Linked DNA regions of Homo sapiens: region 1 is linked to region 2. The links are chromatin loops, found by intact Hi-C in ENCODE. Cell type or tissue: mammary epithelial cell. All regions are shown on one strand. Each heading gives the region's core, and the rest is flanking DNA. Links, peaks and the distances in the headings are about the cores only. Region 1 holds the start of CNTN3 (contactin 3). Region 2 overlaps CNTN3 (contactin 3).

What was found. Peaks named below come from ENCODE experiments on the same cell type or tissue, not always from the same donor. Only the 100,000 strongest peaks of a DNase experiment are listed, where the experiment ranks them.
Region 1: a loop joins it to region 2, with 3 times the contacts of the local background. A loop is called at or near these places in 3 of 110 quality-filtered maps.

What each region holds. Positions count from the first base shown.
Region 1 is chr3:74,608,921-74,617,263 of GRCh38, forward strand. It overlaps CNTN3 (contactin 3), which reads right to left and starts at 5,739. Exons shown (of 23, transcript NM_020872.3): 1 at 5,471-5,739. LOC105377166 (a long non-coding RNA gene) reads left to right here and starts at 4,883. Exons shown (of 3, transcript XR_007096257.1): 1 at 4,883-4,971; 2 at 7,353-7,527. In mammary epithelial cell, for the core only: no CTCF peak of the experiment used is centred there; DNase peaks (open chromatin) are centred at 4,311, 4,831 and 5,801; H3K4me3 peaks cover 3,012 bases; H3K27ac peaks cover 2,686 bases.
Region 2 is chr3:74,527,359-74,535,701 of GRCh38, forward strand. All of the region lies in intron 1 of CNTN3 (contactin 3), which reads right to left. Among named protein-coding and RNA genes, the nearest start is that of CNTN3, 83 kb to the right of the region's middle. In mammary epithelial cell, for the core only: no CTCF peak of the experiment used is centred there; DNase peaks (open chromatin) are centred at 4,323, 5,283 and 8,163; H3K4me3 peaks cover 254 bases; H3K27ac peaks cover 4,460 bases.

The DNA of each region.
Region 1 (8,343 bases), core at 328-8,327, 82 kb after region 2:
TAGTCTAGGGGGACAGTCAAGGCTACCTGGAGGAATGGCTAGGTTGGGTATCACCTTGACAAATGGTAAGGTTGGAAGTAAAGAGCTTTCCTGAACGAAACAACAAAGAATTGAGGGTGGAAATGAGTCAACACGGGAATAAGGAGAGTGGAGTGGAAGTCATGGGTGTTCCAAGCACATGCAAGAACACTGAAGCAGGGCCATGTTGAGTTTTCAAGGAAGTTTGAAAAGACCCATGTATTATAGCTGGAGTGTTAAGTATCAGGGGAGAATTAGGGAGAAGTCACATACAGACAGGCTGCATCAGTAGCATATTTTTCTCTATGCAGTGGGTGTCCAGTGACCCAAGGGGTCGGCCTCATGGATTAATACAGCACTGCGTGTCAAATAGATTGGAACAAGAAAGAGAGTGAGGAGAAAGTCATTTCTTAATCTCCTGCATTTAGGTGAGAAGTACTTAAAACCCAGCCTGGCACATTGCTTGAATGAATGTTCTTGTATTTTTAATCGGTGGACTGGCTACAATGGCAAAGGGAGAAGATGGTGACAAAGACCACTGACTCCAGATGCCTTGATGACCCCAATGATAGCTAAAGGAAGAACAGACCACCTAAGCTCTTAGGAAACGGATTGAGAGGAAAAATGATAATTCCATTTTGGACAACATTGGTTTGAAGTAGCAGGTGTCCAAGAGATGTACGAGATCACGGGCAATGTGACAGAAAGAATACTGTCAAAGTCAGCTGCAGACTTCTGCTGAATACGGACCTTCTTGACAGGATCTTTGGTTACATATGGCAAGCTCAGCAAACCAATAAGCTTAGTTGTCATAGGTTTATCAAACTCCACTGTGGGCCAGATACTTTGACAGAAGCTGCTTTGCAATAATGCATAAAATAGATGTGGTAACTGCTTACAAGGTACTTACAGAATATAAACATACAATCAGGTAAGGAAATGTACAGTTCCAAGTTATACTAAGCATACCAAGGAAATGAACAGAAAGAGCCTATCAGAAGTGCCCTCATTCAGGGTAGGAAGGAAATCAGAGAGCCCTCTCTAAGCAAATGATATTTACACTGTGGCCTAAGGGATGAGTAGCAGTCAAAAACTCTATGTGGGCCAGACTCAGCGGCTCACACCTATAATCTCAGCACTTTGGGAGGTCGAGGTGGGCAGATCGTTTGAGTTCAGGAGTTCAAGAACAGCTTTGGCAACATGGTGAATTCCCATCTCTACAAAAAATCCAAAAATTAGCCAGGGCATGGCGGTGTGTGTCTATAGTCCCAGCTACTCAGGAGACTAAGGTGGGAGAATCACTTAGCCCAGGAGGTCGAGGTTCCAGTGAACCATGATCGCACCACTGCACTCCAGCCTGGGTGACAGAGTGAGACCCTGTCGAAAAAAACAAAAATGAAAAAAAAAACCCTGTGAGTTTGTGTGTGTGCACACGTGTGTGCGTATGTGTGTTTAGGCGTTAGGGCTGGACAGGGCTACTGGGCAAAAGAACAGAATGATCCCTAACATAGGAAAGAGCTCAACACATCTGCAGAAATGAAAAAGGGTCTAAGAAGCTCTTGTTCCTAAAAGCTTGCTAGGAATTGTCAAAGGGACAGTAGTGTTTAAATCCCACACAGCCTTGCAGGTAATATTTAATAGTTTGGATTTTATTCTGAGTTCAATGAAAAGCCATTTAAGCATTCTGAGTAGATGAGTACTAATTTAACTTACATTAAAAAAAAAAGAAGTCTTGGCTGCTATGCAGGATGATTTGGGGGAAGAAGTACGAAAGGAGCCAAGGAAGCCAGTGTAGTTATCCCAGGAGAGAAGATGGGGACTTGGAGAAGGAGGACGTGGGTGAACATGGAGGGAAGTGGGCGAATGTGAGAGATATTTCAGGGTTAGAACCAAAAGGACATATAAGGTCTGAGTTGTACTAGTTCCCCAAAATAAAAGCACTTGAAGTATTGTGATGGTGTCAAGATTTACCCTATTAAAACAGTATACTGACAGCCTCATTTATCAGTAATATAATCAAGCAGTTTTGAAATATGGATCTCATATCTTAACATCTGAAAGGTAATCAAAGTCAAGGGACTTAAAAAACAAATGGGACAAAATTGTTCTCTTGTTTTAGAACATAGGAAATTTACAAGCTGAGTTATAAAGGCACCTAAGAGAATGCTATGGAATCACTACAACATAGATAATCTATGTCTTCAAATGCCAATAGGTCTGCAACAAGAAATATGCAAACTCACTGAATTATTTTATCCTACTTAAGAAAATAGTCATTTTTCCTCATTCCTTGCAAGGCAGGTTCTTGCACAGTAAAGATTCTACAAATATTTACATTCCAAGTAGCAAAGCTGTTTGAAATGCTATAAAGTTCTGCCAGCACTTCTATTACAAACCCTTATTTCTTGTTTATAACATGTACATAAAAGGGGGAAAATAAAAATGTACTATGGATTGAAACTTGGCATACAAAGTTTCAACCAGGGAGTGCATTTCTCCTGCAGCAATTTTTCCAAAGAAATGTCCCACTGTGTTTAAGAGATGAGTGCAGGGGAGACTATAAGATAAAAACCATTTACAACACTCGATCCATTTCTGAAATGTTTATACAAATTGGATATGAGAATGAGATCTGTCACCCCTCAATTTCAAAGAAATGTTCTATCTTAAACTGTTCCGTGGCCCCATATTCTCTTGCCAACTATCTTTGCAACAATGATATTCTCCATTGCACTTTTTTCAAGCATAAGAAAGGAAACTGTCCACCAGCATTAAGTGATTAATTATATATGCATGTTAAAAGTATATGCATATGCATGTGTGCATATTAAAAACTACAAGTGAGCACCTTAAAGATGCTCACCTTCATAGAGACAAAGTACCTTGCTAAGATAAGAAGGCTTAAAGGCAGACTGGTGGTGACAACTAAATCAGAGACAGCAGGCAAACATGCACAGCATCAATAAATCCTCCTGCCATCTGAATATATTCCACTACATAAAATTAACATTAGTTTTACTGCTAACAACTTACTAACTGGTGATTGGAAACCAGTCAAAGCTTCTCTGTTTTGTAGTATTGCCACAGTATAGCGATATACAGATCTGACAGTTTGGAAGCAGCAATTATATCTATATACTATTTCAGCATGAACCATATTAAGAGTTAATGAGAACTTCAAGTTGGACACTTAAATTTTGCAGTAAAAACAAAGCTGGAAGATGTGTACTGAATGTGTGAGAAGGAGTTAGGAACTTGTAAAAGAGAAAGATGCATATTTTGCAAGCAGAGAAAAGAGGCTATTAGTTTGTAATAACTGGGCATATATGAAATGTGACAGTGATAAAATTGAACATAAATCAGCAAAGGAAAGGCTACAGCTTGTTGTCCACGGCTAATCTTCTCTCTACTTGAAAGTGCTCAGCACTTTGCTCCTATTAAATGCTTTGTTGCCATTTTAAGGTACACTTGGGCTATCTGGTTGTGTTGTGAAGAATATTTAAAAGTTAGAGTTCTCCTGGAGAAATGAACTTAACATCTTCATGTCTTCGGGCTGACATTAATGACATCCAGACAGTGAGGAGGACATGAGGCTGAATGTTATTGTCTGTGGCGGCCACAGCCTGAATCTATTACCCTGCATATCAATTAGACACTCGGTGTCTCGGTTATCCTACTTTTAGACAGAAGGGCCACTTGCATGCATTCAGCCTTACTATTCATCTTATAAAAGTGTACAGCAATTTGCTATATTTCCCTGGTGGATACTGATCATTTTGGGGGTCCTCAAACCACATGTTTACTCTCAACTAATTTCAAGCAAGTATTCAAAGACCAATAATTCCCAACCCCACTCTTTATTATTTGCAAGCCAACATCCTTCCATTTAGTGAGGCTGAACCCGATCAGATTTCTTTAATGAACATTCACAAGGACCTCTCCCATTGCAACCAGTGACATGCACGTATTAGGCATCTTACAAATGTTGCACAAATTGATATGAATATTAACCTGCAGTCAACTTTCTCCCTAGTCCCATGACCCACAAATGGTTAAAACCATGAACCAAGATGCCAGGTTACTGCAGCCAAAGTCAGGTTACTGTTAGTAAACACATCTAGCAAAGCAAAAGTAACACATTTGACTTGATATTGAGATATAAGCTCTTTCAAAGGCAATTACTCCTCCTTTCAATCTCTGAAGGGCTCTGACTCATTGTTCTGATTAATTCCTGTTTTTAATCTATTTACAGATCAGGATTCTTTTTCAGCTAGTGTGATATTCATCTCTGTGGGGGTAGACAGAAACCACAGCACGTACAGTCTTCCTACTTTTTTTTTTTTTTTTTTAGTTATTCTTGCTTAATCATTTTAAAATTATTTCTGGATTTACCTACTCACCATATGAGCTGGGGTTTCTGACCTCCCTCCTGCACATCACGCCCTCCTTGTCTGTTGCTTTTTCTAGCTCTGTTTCCCTGCATCTTGGGTTGAGGTTAGCAGACTGGCTACCCCTTTCCCAGAGCTCTGTTCCCCTTTCTTTGCCTCTGAAAGGAGGTTTGCTGTCCTTACCGTAGCGGACACCGTTTGTTATTAAATAATACCTCTGGACACATCTCCTTGTTGTAAATCAATAAGCAAATGCAATACAGGGAAAGACATACGGATTGGAGAGTTGTACGGAGCTTTGCACAAGCAGAGCCCAGAAGCTGTTCGTTCATTTCACGCGACCAGAAAAAATTCCTGATGGTGCTATGACCCCGGTGCCCGGTTGGCACTTCCTGGTTTTCTGTTTCTGCTATTCTGTTACCTGCTTGGTTAGCTTTGCAGGCTCCTCAGAGAACACAGAAACAGCTGAAACCAGGGTCCGAGCTCAGGAAACCTGGACTACAGCGCAGCAGGGTAAACCTGACAAATAAACGCGACGGGGAACTCCGTCCCAAGCTGCTGATCTGTGAGTAGAAAGAAAATGCAGCTTAGAAAACTTGATCGCTAATGAAAGAATCGGCCACCCTAGCTTTCTCAGACCTGGGAATCTGGGCCTGGGGGGTGGTTCCAGCAAAGAGGTATCACATTCCCACATTCTGCATCATGCACCTGGAATTGTTCCTCAGCATCCCTAGGAGTCACAACTTTTTTCCCCCAACTTTAACTGGTCAAATCCACTGCGCGAAGGGCAAGCCCAAGGGACCTACCACTCAATTTTCAGCGCTCCAGCTGGGGATGCAGCCTTCCCAACCCGAAACCAATCCTCGCCCCAGAAGGGGAAAAATAATCTCCCCAGAGCAAGTCCGATGAGAGAAGCATCTTTTATTCTCGACCCGTCAGGTGCATTTCCCTGCAAACAAACTTCGGGGCTGAGGAGCCATGAAGCCAGGGCGTAAAGTTTGCCCTGGCAGGTGGCTCATCCCTGTGGCCCGGCCGGCGCCAGGAGTCGGGCATCCCGGACTTACCTGGTCTCTGCAGCTCGCCAGACGCCCGCCCCGACGGCCCACTCGCCGCCGCCGCCGCCGCCGCCGCCGCCGCCACCGCCGCCGCCGCAGTTAGTCCGGGCCCGGGGGGCCGCCGTGCGCGCCCGCGTAAGCCGCCGCCGCCGCAGGCGCAGCACCCTCGTCCGCACGGTTCCCGGCCCAGTCCACGGCGCCAGCCCGCCCGCCGCTGCCACCGCCGCCGCCGCCAAGCGCCAGGCTGCTGTGGCTGCTGCCGGCGCCTAGCGAGCACTGCCCGTGCCTCCGCCACTCCGGCTCCGGCTCCGGCTCCGACGCGGACGCTGGAGGGAGGGGAGACCGGGCGGACTGGAGGGAGGGAGGGGCGGGGAGCGCGGCGGAGCAGCCAACTGGGTCCCGAGCCTCGCGTCTGCGGCGCCCCCAGCGCCTCTGCGCCGGCCGGACCCCGCGCGGCCCTGCGCTCGGCCGCGTGCACCCACGTGTGTCCGGCCTCCGCAGGGCCCTGGGCGGCGGCGCGGGCTGGGCGGCGGTCACCGTGTCACCTCCGGGTGGCCTCGTGCCACGCAGTTAGGGCCCTCGGAACACGGGGTTAAGGCAGGAATTCCACTTCTAGAAAAGCCTCCTGCAGCTGCGCTCCCACAAGTGCGCAAAGATTGCCAATTTTAATATTAAAGCGGATAATTATTAAGGGCTCACTAGGTAGCAGGTCGTGGACTGCGCTAAATCAATTAGTTCATGCAGTCCCCAGAGCAACCTGGATCTATTATTATTCCCGGATTTAGTGATGAGGAAATTGGTTTGCTTAAAGTTTCAATGAGTCAGTTGTGAGAATAATCGCAACTATATTCTGTCAAGGACCCTGTGAAGTAGATCTTACCACCTTTATTTGCCCAAGTATACACACAGTGGTGGGTTGGAGAACCCGGACTTGAATAAGCCTGTTGCAGTCCTGAGCCTTTGCGCTGAACCGCTGGTGACTTACTTCCAGTCAAACCCGTGCAAACACTGCAACTTTAGTTGTACGAAAAACAGTTGGGAACAACCTACCTGTCCTTCATTAGGAGAGTGGCTGATAAAATACAGTGGAGACATACAGCGGCAGAGAGAAAGGTGCATCTACTAGTATTGGCATAAATGACCTCCAAGAGGTATCCTTAGAGGCTGGGCGGAGGTGGGTCACTCCTGTAATCCCAGCACTTTGAGAAGCCAAGACAGGTGGATCTCTTGAGCCCAGGAGTTTGAGACCAGCCTGGGCAACATAGGGAGACTTTGTCTCTGCAAAAAACAAACAAACAAAAAGTTTAAATTAGGTGGGCGTCATGGCACGCACCTGTTGTCCCAACTACTTGAGAGGTTGAGGTGGGAGGAGCACTTGAGGGATCACTCGAGCTCAGGAGGTGGAAGCTGCAGTGAGCCATGATTGTGCCACAGCACTCCAGACCAAAAGACTGAGGGAGACCCTGTCTCTAAATAAATAAAAAAATAAATAAACGGTATTGTTAGGAGAACTTGGGACATGTACTGTTGATCGGCACAGGAAAGTTGGTACCTGTACCGTTTTTGTGCTTACAAGCACTTACACACACACACACACACACACACACACACACACACGCACGCACCCTTTTGTGTGTATGTATCCATATTTATGCATTCACAATTTCTGAAAGGATGTCTAAGGATACTGTTAACAATTGTTAGTCCTAGTGAGTGAGACTGAAATTGGAGCAGAGGAGACTTTATACTTTTCATTTTATAATTCTCTGACATTGTTTTTAAAATGTATCACGTTGTCCCTTCATATTAAATAATCTAGTCACATTTAATTAGACTTGACAGTTTATGGCCCTGTTTCCTCTCCTTGATCCTCTCCCTGTGATTCCTGCAGATGGAATGAAGCAACACCTCATCAAGAGAAGCAACCTGGGCAAACCAGGCCTGGTTTAACTGCACTTTCTCACGTTTGATCATTTTCTCAAGAGATACGTGCGTGGTCCTCTGCAATTCAGAATGAAATCTGAACTTCTGGAAAAACTCTCCTAGAGGGGGTTTGAGGACAAGAGGTAAGACCCAGGTCAGTCAGATGCAAGGTGCCGCTCCCTACAGCAAAGTCAGCATGTAGGCCCCCTGCATTTCCAATTGCCACAAAGAAGTTGCTTGGTACTTTGGAAGACTGAGGTGGGAGAATCCCTTGAGCCCTGGAGTTTGAGACCAGCCTGGGCAATACAGTGAGACCGCCTCTCAACAAAAAATTTAAAAATTAGCTGAGCATGATGGTGTGTGTCTGCAGTCCCAGCTGCTTGGGAGGCTGTGGCAGGAGGAGATCGCTTGAGCCTGGGAGGTCCAGGCTGCAGTGGGCCATGATTGAACCACTGCACTCCAGCCTGGGTGACAGAGCAAGACCCTATCTCAAAACAGAACAACAACAATAACAAAAAAAGAAATTGCATGAATGGCTTGACCAGGTGATTTTTCCCTAGTCCCCCTTACTCTATGAGCATACAACAGGATTCTTGAATACATTAGGGAACTTCTGGCCACATTTGCCCTCTCTCACTTTATCAGGAAACTGCTCATCCCTACAAGAGTAATAGCTGGATTACAAAAAATTCCGGGGTTATTTATGTTTTAAAAAGAGGTTGGGGGAGACAGGAATAGATAGAGCACGCTGCTATAAATAAAAATCATGTGCTTTTTCCCCATCAGAATTAAATTGCAGTAAATTTGGACTCCTTAAGCTTCCTCTACTTAGCCAAAGGAAAAAGAAATAGAACAGGTACAGAAAGGTTGTTTATGGTTGTTTCAGTTGTTACTGGTTACTGTAAATAATCTTTTTGCTTGCAATCTGGGAACATGTTGGCAAACCCCCTGCAGGTGAC
Region 2 (8,343 bases), core at 223-8,222:
AGTAGTAGCAAACAGAATCAGAGTTCTTGTTGTATGTATATTGCAGTAGATGGGGCGGCAATACAAAAATATTGCCAGAACATTCTGAGATGCTATGTGTTGGTTTCAGAGCTTCTTTCAATTTGTCCTCAACTCAAAGAGATCTTCTCTGGCAAGACCAACATCACTGATGCTATGCCAGAAAAAAATTACAAAGCTGTTTTTCAATTGATTCCACTAGTTTCAACTAAGTGCAAGCTAAAGGGACAAGACACAGTTACCTAATCATGCCAACCGACATGCTTCAAAATGTTAGATAACATGTCAACACTTTTTAAGTATACTTTACAAAGGGTTTGCTTCAATGCTCTTGCTTTGCTTTAAACCTCAAATTAACTTGGCCAATTCCACGTCACACTGCTTTACAAGCCTCTCCGCAATTATGGATGACTATTTGTACTTGACATGCAATAATGTCGCTTGTAGCATGTTTCAAGACAAGCTTTTTGTTTAAGAGCAAGTCTGAGTTTCAACAGTGTTGCAGGATTTTGAAAGCAAGTCTTCATCCCTGAAGGAGAACAGCACTGTCTAATGCTTTTCCAAGGTAGCCAAATCTAAGGTGCTTTTTTGGAACATTTTTTAAGTGTCATTATTTTCCTAAAAATAACCTTTACACATAAAAGGAACTTAGACTTTAGGGTCTTACTACATATAATAATGAAAGGAAAACTAAATGATAAGCAAATTCCATGATCTCTTCTTTTCCAAGACATCTTCCAAGTTAAACATGAAACAAAATGAACAAAGACAAATTTAAATAATTATAAAGGGTATGTAGATTTTCCTTCCCTTTGATTCAATGGAAAATTATTCCAGACCTCCTTGTACGATAATGAAGAATGTACCTTTCCTAAGTCTACATAACATTCCTTGCCACCATATATTTACTTAGGATTTAAAAATAGCTTTATAATATAATATAATATGAATGTTTTTCTGCAAAGACAATTTTGCAATACCAGGAAGGAAACTAAATAGTAATGTAATAATACTAACTTTTATGGAGTGCCCATTATGTGCCAGGCACATTTACCAACTGGAAAATGTAGTGGCAACTCTAAGAATCAATTTTGTTTTAGCTTGACATGTATGTAGGTGCCATAAATTCACTTTTAGAATTAACCCACTATAATCCTCACAACCACTCATGGGGATCTTTCTGTTATCACCCCCCATTTTTCAGATAAAGAAATAGAGACACAGGTGGGTGAACAAATCTGTCAAAGAGAAATAAAGATAGAAACTGTGTACTTACAACCTATTTTCCCCACACAATAGATACCAATGGAATGCTTAAGTAATCAGATCATTAGAGAGCCATGAAGTATAACCTGATATTTTATGTATTTTCAAAGGTCTGTATTAATATAACCGGCAATTGAAAGTTTAATTTCAGTTACTTCCTCCGTAAAGGGAAAGGACTTGACTATTAACATAAAAATTCCACTGCTTGATTTCAAGCACATGCACTGCAGTAATGCACCATCCCTATAATAGGCACGAATGTAGAAGAATGCAGCAACTCTCTTTGGGATGAAATGAAAATACTTCAAAGACACAGTAAACCACAAACATAAGGTGCAAAACACTGTGTGAAAAAGAAATATGGGTATTTTTGTCTCCATATTTGCTGTTTATAGTATATATATATACAGCACATATATTTATAACTATACAAAATAGTTCTTGAATGATATATGAGACCTGTTAAAAGCAGCTAACTCTGGGGAGGAAAACTGTGGGGTCAGGAAGAGAATAGAAAGATAAAAATTTTCAATATACAGTCTCTCAAAAATTTTAAATATTCTTCAGTGTACATATATCTATTATCCAAAGCATTAATAAACTTTTCCAATGGATTAACAATAGAAAAGTAATGTATCTTCCACGTTAAAATATTTCAAACAGTACAGAGCTCAACACGTGGCACTGAAATTTTGTTTGCATAGTCACTACCTCAGCTGCCTGGGTCACGTGTTTAGAAACTTTACCAACTGGAAAATGTAGTGGCAACTCTAAGAATCAATTTTGTTTTAGCTTGACATGTATGTAGGTGCCATAAATTCACTTTTAGAATTAAAATGTTTTTATATAGTTATCAAAATAATTTACTTATTATTTGAGTGGTTCCTCAGTCTCATTCTGAAGGTTTTCTGAAACTACTGAGAGGTTACCACTAAGGACAATGTCCCAGTAATCTGCCACAAAAATTTGTAAAATCATTTATTACACTAGTGTTCACAGTGGTATAAATTATGAAATGAAACATTTTTAAAAGAAAAAAAAACAATTTATTCCTAAAATGATAAAATGTGAAAAATCTGTAAACAATATTTTTTTGGGAGTTGAATAGAAAAAGGTAAATGAAATGAAAAGTCCTAAAGAGAACTTTTTGGCTTAAATAGAAAGAGTTTCAACATTGAGTTCTAACTGTGCACACTAGCCCAGACCATTCTGTTCCTCACCTCATAATCATGGAAGGAGAGTGATCTTGGGGAAAAACTCAAATTCACTGAGTAGAAAAAGGTAAATGAAATCAAAAGTGCTAACGAGAACTTTTTGGCTGAAATAGAGTTTCAACACTGAGTTCTAACTGTGCACACTAGCCCAGACCATTCTGTTCCTCACCTCATAATCATGGAAGGAGAGTGATCTTGGGGAAAAACTCAAATTCACTGCATGCCTGCAGCATGTCAGGTATAAGCACAGAGAAAGAATATTTTAAAATAAATTCATGTCTTCAAGGCACTGACACTCTCAAGTAGCACACTGACCATAAATATAATTATACTACATTTTAATAAGAGATTCTAGACTGGAAGACAGAGGTCTGTAACAGGATGCTCATGCGAAGTTTCCTGGACCACCAATACTCAGCAGGTATTACATCCCAAAGGGAGGTGCCAGAAAGAAGTGCAAACATTTAAAGGAGATCCTGCAAAACCATTTGCCTGGTTCTCACAGCTCACTCACATCAGAGTTGTCCAGAGACTGAGTAGAGGATTTGAGAAAGGGGTGACTTTGGAAAGAACTCTTCCTCACAGAGAGGAAGGCAGGTACTCCTTTTTAAGTTGCACTTTAAGGTTACACATCAAGGAGACCACAGAGAGCTGCCTTTGGAGGGATGCAGTGGTCTGGGATGATACTAAATGAGACCACTAAATGAGAATGAGAGCACGCTGGAGCCAAATAGTGGGTTGCAACTGGTGAAGGAAAGGGATTCTCAGAGATGTTAGGGGCACAGAATACATGACGTTTCCTGTGCGCCAGACACACAGGGGTGAGTGCCTGTGGAATGTGGTTATTATATATCCTGGGATGGAGAACCCCCTTCTGGGGAAAAGAGACCTCACAGAGGAAAGCTAGGGTATCTCTGGACTTGTGGGGGCTGAGAAAGAAGGAAGTGGCTAGCTGGGGTGGGGAAGAGGGAGAGTGCAGCACTACATTCAGGGAACTGAGGGGGAAATATCCCCAGTGTTTTGGAATCTCAAGTGAACCCATGGAAGAACCACTGGAAGAAAACGCCAGTTCTGCACTTCTAGCAAGTCCAAAGTGACATGACGCTAAGCCACTGCAACAGGATCCATCAAGTTGAACTTGCTGGTCTCCTTTCTTCTCTTCCGGGCAAAATACTTAGCAGAATTGGAATTACCGAGTTAGGAGGAAGCAGTGTAGGTGAGCTAGGTGAGAAAAGAAGCCAAAACATTATTTCTTTAACTGTAGACCTTCGCTCCACACCAGATTAGCACCAGGGAGGGAGATTAGTTTTCCCTTTAAATCAAGTTTTACCTTTTAACTATTACATAAGACAGGACGTTTTAATTTTTTTGCTTGAAATTGTATCCCTTACCTAAGCATTATCAGAAGTGGAGTGGGTGGGGCTACCTGAGTTTTCATCTGCAGCAGGAAAGGAGCTAAGAGAAGAACTCCCATAACAGGCAGGAAAGACTAGAAAGCTGACTTAGGGTTACATCTCATGAGTGGTGCTTCTTCCATGTACAGTTATAGACAGGAAGTACAACCAACAATTAGAAAACGGGGGATATCACAGCACCATCCTAGAACAGGTAGCATCTGAGGTAATTCTTAGAGAAAAAGGTCGGCTTACCTAGGAGATAAGGAAAGAGATAAACACAGGGACACAGAACAGTGGAAAATCTAGACCAGATAGGTGATTCATGAGAGTGAGAGAAATGACTCGGGGAAAGCCCACAAAGCACTGGGCCGAGGGAGAAGGTTAGAGAAACCCAACGGTTAAGGGTGTGAGCAGAGGAAGATGAACTCCCTTCTGAAGAAGACAAAAGGAACATTCTGAGAGTCCCAGTATGACTCACATGTGGACTGTGTTAGGAAAGCTAAGGGTGCAGAGTGTTCAGTTCTGCAAGAGAGTGACAACATTCAAACAGATAGATGTCCTGGGGCTGGGAGTGGGATGGGGCATAACTGCAAATGGGCATGAAGGTTCCTTCTAGTATGATGGAAACATTCCAAAACAGGATGTTGTGATGGTCGACCATCAAAGTTACTAAGGCACTGAATTGTACACTAATAAGAGTGAATTTAATGGCATGTAAACTTTACCTCAATAAATGTTTTAAGTCATAAAGAAACAGAAAAAACAGGAGAAGGAGGGATAAAGAGAGGGAGAGAGGAAAGAGGAAGGAAGGAGAGAAAATTAATTTGCTAAATAAATGCTTTTCGTGATGTTATCAAGCCCAGATTCAGTGGAGTCTTTGGGAAGGATCAGCCACATAGTGGTGGGTAGATGTGTGAATAATGGGTGAAGAACCAGAGAAACAGAAAGAATCAGCTATTCTTTCAATAAGTGAGAATGAGAGAGATGGGATCATGGCTAGAAATGGGTAGAGGGTAAAGAGACAGCCATGATTAATGGTTTTCAGTTGGAAAATTCCTGAGCATACAGTAGACCCCCTTATCTGTGGGGCATACATTCCAAGACCCCCTGGTGGATGCTTGAAACTGCAGATAGTACCAAACCTTATGTATACTTTATTCTTTCCTATATATACATACCTATGATAAAGTTTAATTTAGAAATAAGACAGAGATGAACAACAATAATCAAATAGAACAATTATAGAAATCCACTGTAATAAAAATAAAACAAGGGTGATTTGAACACAACACTGCAATATGGCAACAGTTGACTTGATCATTGAGATGACTCCTAAGTGACTCACAGGTGGGGAGCGTCCACAGCGTGGGTCCCCTGGATAAAGAAAGGATTCAATTCCTCAGCCAGGAAATAGCAGAATGGTGTGAGATTTCATCACACTGCTCGGAATGGAATGCAATCTAAAACTTATGAATTGTTCATTTCTGGAATTTTCCATTTAATATTTTTGGACTACAGCTGACGTTGGGTAACTGAAACCACAGAAAATGATACCTTAGATAAGGGGGGACTACTGTATTCATAAAGTGAGAAGGAAAATTCAAAATGCAAGAAGAAAAAGGTCTGATTTTTCTAGAGGGAAGAGTCTTCTCAGGATTAACTTGCATGATAATGATTCCACCTTAGCCAAAATCACATAAGCAAAGTCAAAAGTATGCTGAAAAGGGAATAGAAGTGATGAACCCTATCCCATGGCCAAAACAGAAAAGCTGGCTCTGGGATGGAGGCATTTTCTGGAGAACCATCAGGCTCGTCTTGGAGGCTCCTTATCAGTGTCTCCAAGAGGTCACAGAAATGATGATGCCTGGCCAGTGCCAGATGCTCAGCATGTCCTATGTGCCTGTGGTTGTATTTTCATATTCATAGGTAAATTAATTTAGAAACCATAGTTTGATTTTATAGAGTCACTCCATTTTGAGGAGCTCTGGAAACCAACTGCGTACTACCACCACACTTCCTTCTCTTAACTCTGAAACTACTCAGGGAGCTCTCTTAGGCTAAACATACAAGCAAACATGCTCAAAGCACTCAGACACATTTAGGAGCACTAATAACTAAACATAATACTAATGCAGCACTTCAGAGGATCACTTCACTCCCCAAGATATCCAAACCACAATTCTGGCACTATGGGTGGTAGGTAGATAATAATGGCAAACACTCAGATTGAACATGTGCCAGGCAATACTCTAACTGCTTTTATAAATATGCACACATGTTATGTCATTTACTACCACCACCCCCATGTTACAGATGAAATAACTGAGGTAGAAAAACATTAACCAACATTCCCAATTTCATACAGATGCCTGAATCTAGTATTTCCTAGTCAATCCCTGGGTATTATTATTTGGCTTAATCTGTTTCAGGTTTACCCTAAGGCTTGGGAAGAAAGTGATCCTCTGAAGCTTTGTATTTTTGTTCAAAGCCTAGAGAGGCATAAATGCAAAAATGAGGTAATATTTTTGAGCTCTAGTGCAGAGATTCTCCATTGAGAGTGACCTGGGCTCCCAGCAGACACTCAACAATATCTGAGGATGTTTTGGGTAGCCACTTGCTGGGGAGGGATACAGATGAGCTACTGGCACCTAGGGGTTAGGGTTTAGTGATACCACTAAATACTCTGCCATACCACAGGACAGCCACCCACTGCAAACAATTATCCAGCCCAAATGACAATCATGTCAAGGTGAGAATCCCAACTTCAGAGCAGCTTAGCATCATCAGAAGACTGGAGAATCAGCTACCATCCAGCCTGGCTACTTTCTGTTCGGAACTTTACCAAAGAAAGGACACACTTCATCCTTCACATGTTCTGCTCTCATACAACCAGGAGTCTTCTGGGAAAACAGGATCTAAGAGCTTGGTGCACTTCTTAAAACTGACCTTTTTACCATGTGAAATTCCAAACAAATTAAAAGTAAACAGAATAGCATGAGCCCCTTATGCCCATCACCCAACTTAAAAAAATCAATATTAATATTTTGCTATTCTTGTTTTGTCTACAGCGCCACTCACCCTCTCATATCCCCACTTTATTATTTTTTTTCATTATTTGCACACAGGTTTTATGTAATTTGCTTACATCAAAATGTAAAAATCTTATCTGTACCATTTTTTAAACATGGAATCTTAAAGAACTATTTTTATTGTAAAATACAGCAAAGATCTTTCCATTTTATGTTAAGCTTCTAAGTCAGTGTTTCTCAAACTGTAGGTTGTGTTTAAGATGCTGTATGTAGAGTTTTTGTTTGTCTTAAACAAATGAAGTAGAATAGAACAGAAACTATTCAGATATACTGAATTTAATGAGTTAGCACTGCTTTGTAAAATGATGCTATAGAAGTGCAATGTACTGTTAAGTATTGAGCCCTAAAATAACTTGTGTTTCTTACTAAGAGAACATTTTTAAATGTATAAGAGGCAGAATGACTTACAGTTAAGTATGATATATACATATGTAGTCTTGGGCGAGTTATTAGATTGGTGCAAAAGTAATTGCGGTTTTTGCCATTGACCATAATGGCAAAAACAACAGTTACTTTTGCACCAACCTAAATACTTAAACCTCTTTAGACTTTAAATTTTACAACAGTAAAATGGGAATGGTATGCACATAAATTGGTTATAAGAATTAAGACTGTGATTACATGCTGAGCTGGTATTTGAGTTGTGATGGTTACTGCTATGATTTCAAAAAAATTAAATATAATTGACACCTTGTCTGGAGATAAAGTCTTAAATAAAGCATGGACTCAAACCTAGGTCTCTAACTCATTTTGAAGAGACAAACGCTGCTTACATCTTTTTGTTTAAACACTTGTTCAGCTTACCTGTGTTTTTAAAATTTGCTTTATCACAGCAAATTGAGTGATTTTGACACCTTTTTGAAATGCTAATCATGGCTATGAATAGTTATCTGCTTAGAATTCACACCTATTAGGGGCTGTATCTAGGTGTATAAAACATTCACTCTATCAACACAGAAGTGTAAATCTAAATTGGGGCAAACTGTGATAGCAGCTTGAATTTACACCCACAGTATCAACTTCAGCTGAGGAAAGATGGGAGAAGTACTCCCAAACTCATGCAGCAACAAGCCACCATTTGTTTTTATACAAATAGCAATGATTCACGATGATAGCATAAAACACAATGGGAGGGAGAGAGAGGGAAAGACACAAACTGACTGCCTGTATGTAATGATCTGCAGATACCCCTGAGTCTGATAGGCCAGATACAAAAGCATATGGAGGGTGGAGACTGAGAACAGGAGTGTGTGAGCACATCCAACTCAGCCTTGAGGGCTGTCAATGCGATACAATGCGAGCCTGGGGCTGCCAGACAGCCTGATTGTGAACTGCCAGACTGACTGTGAACTCTTTATT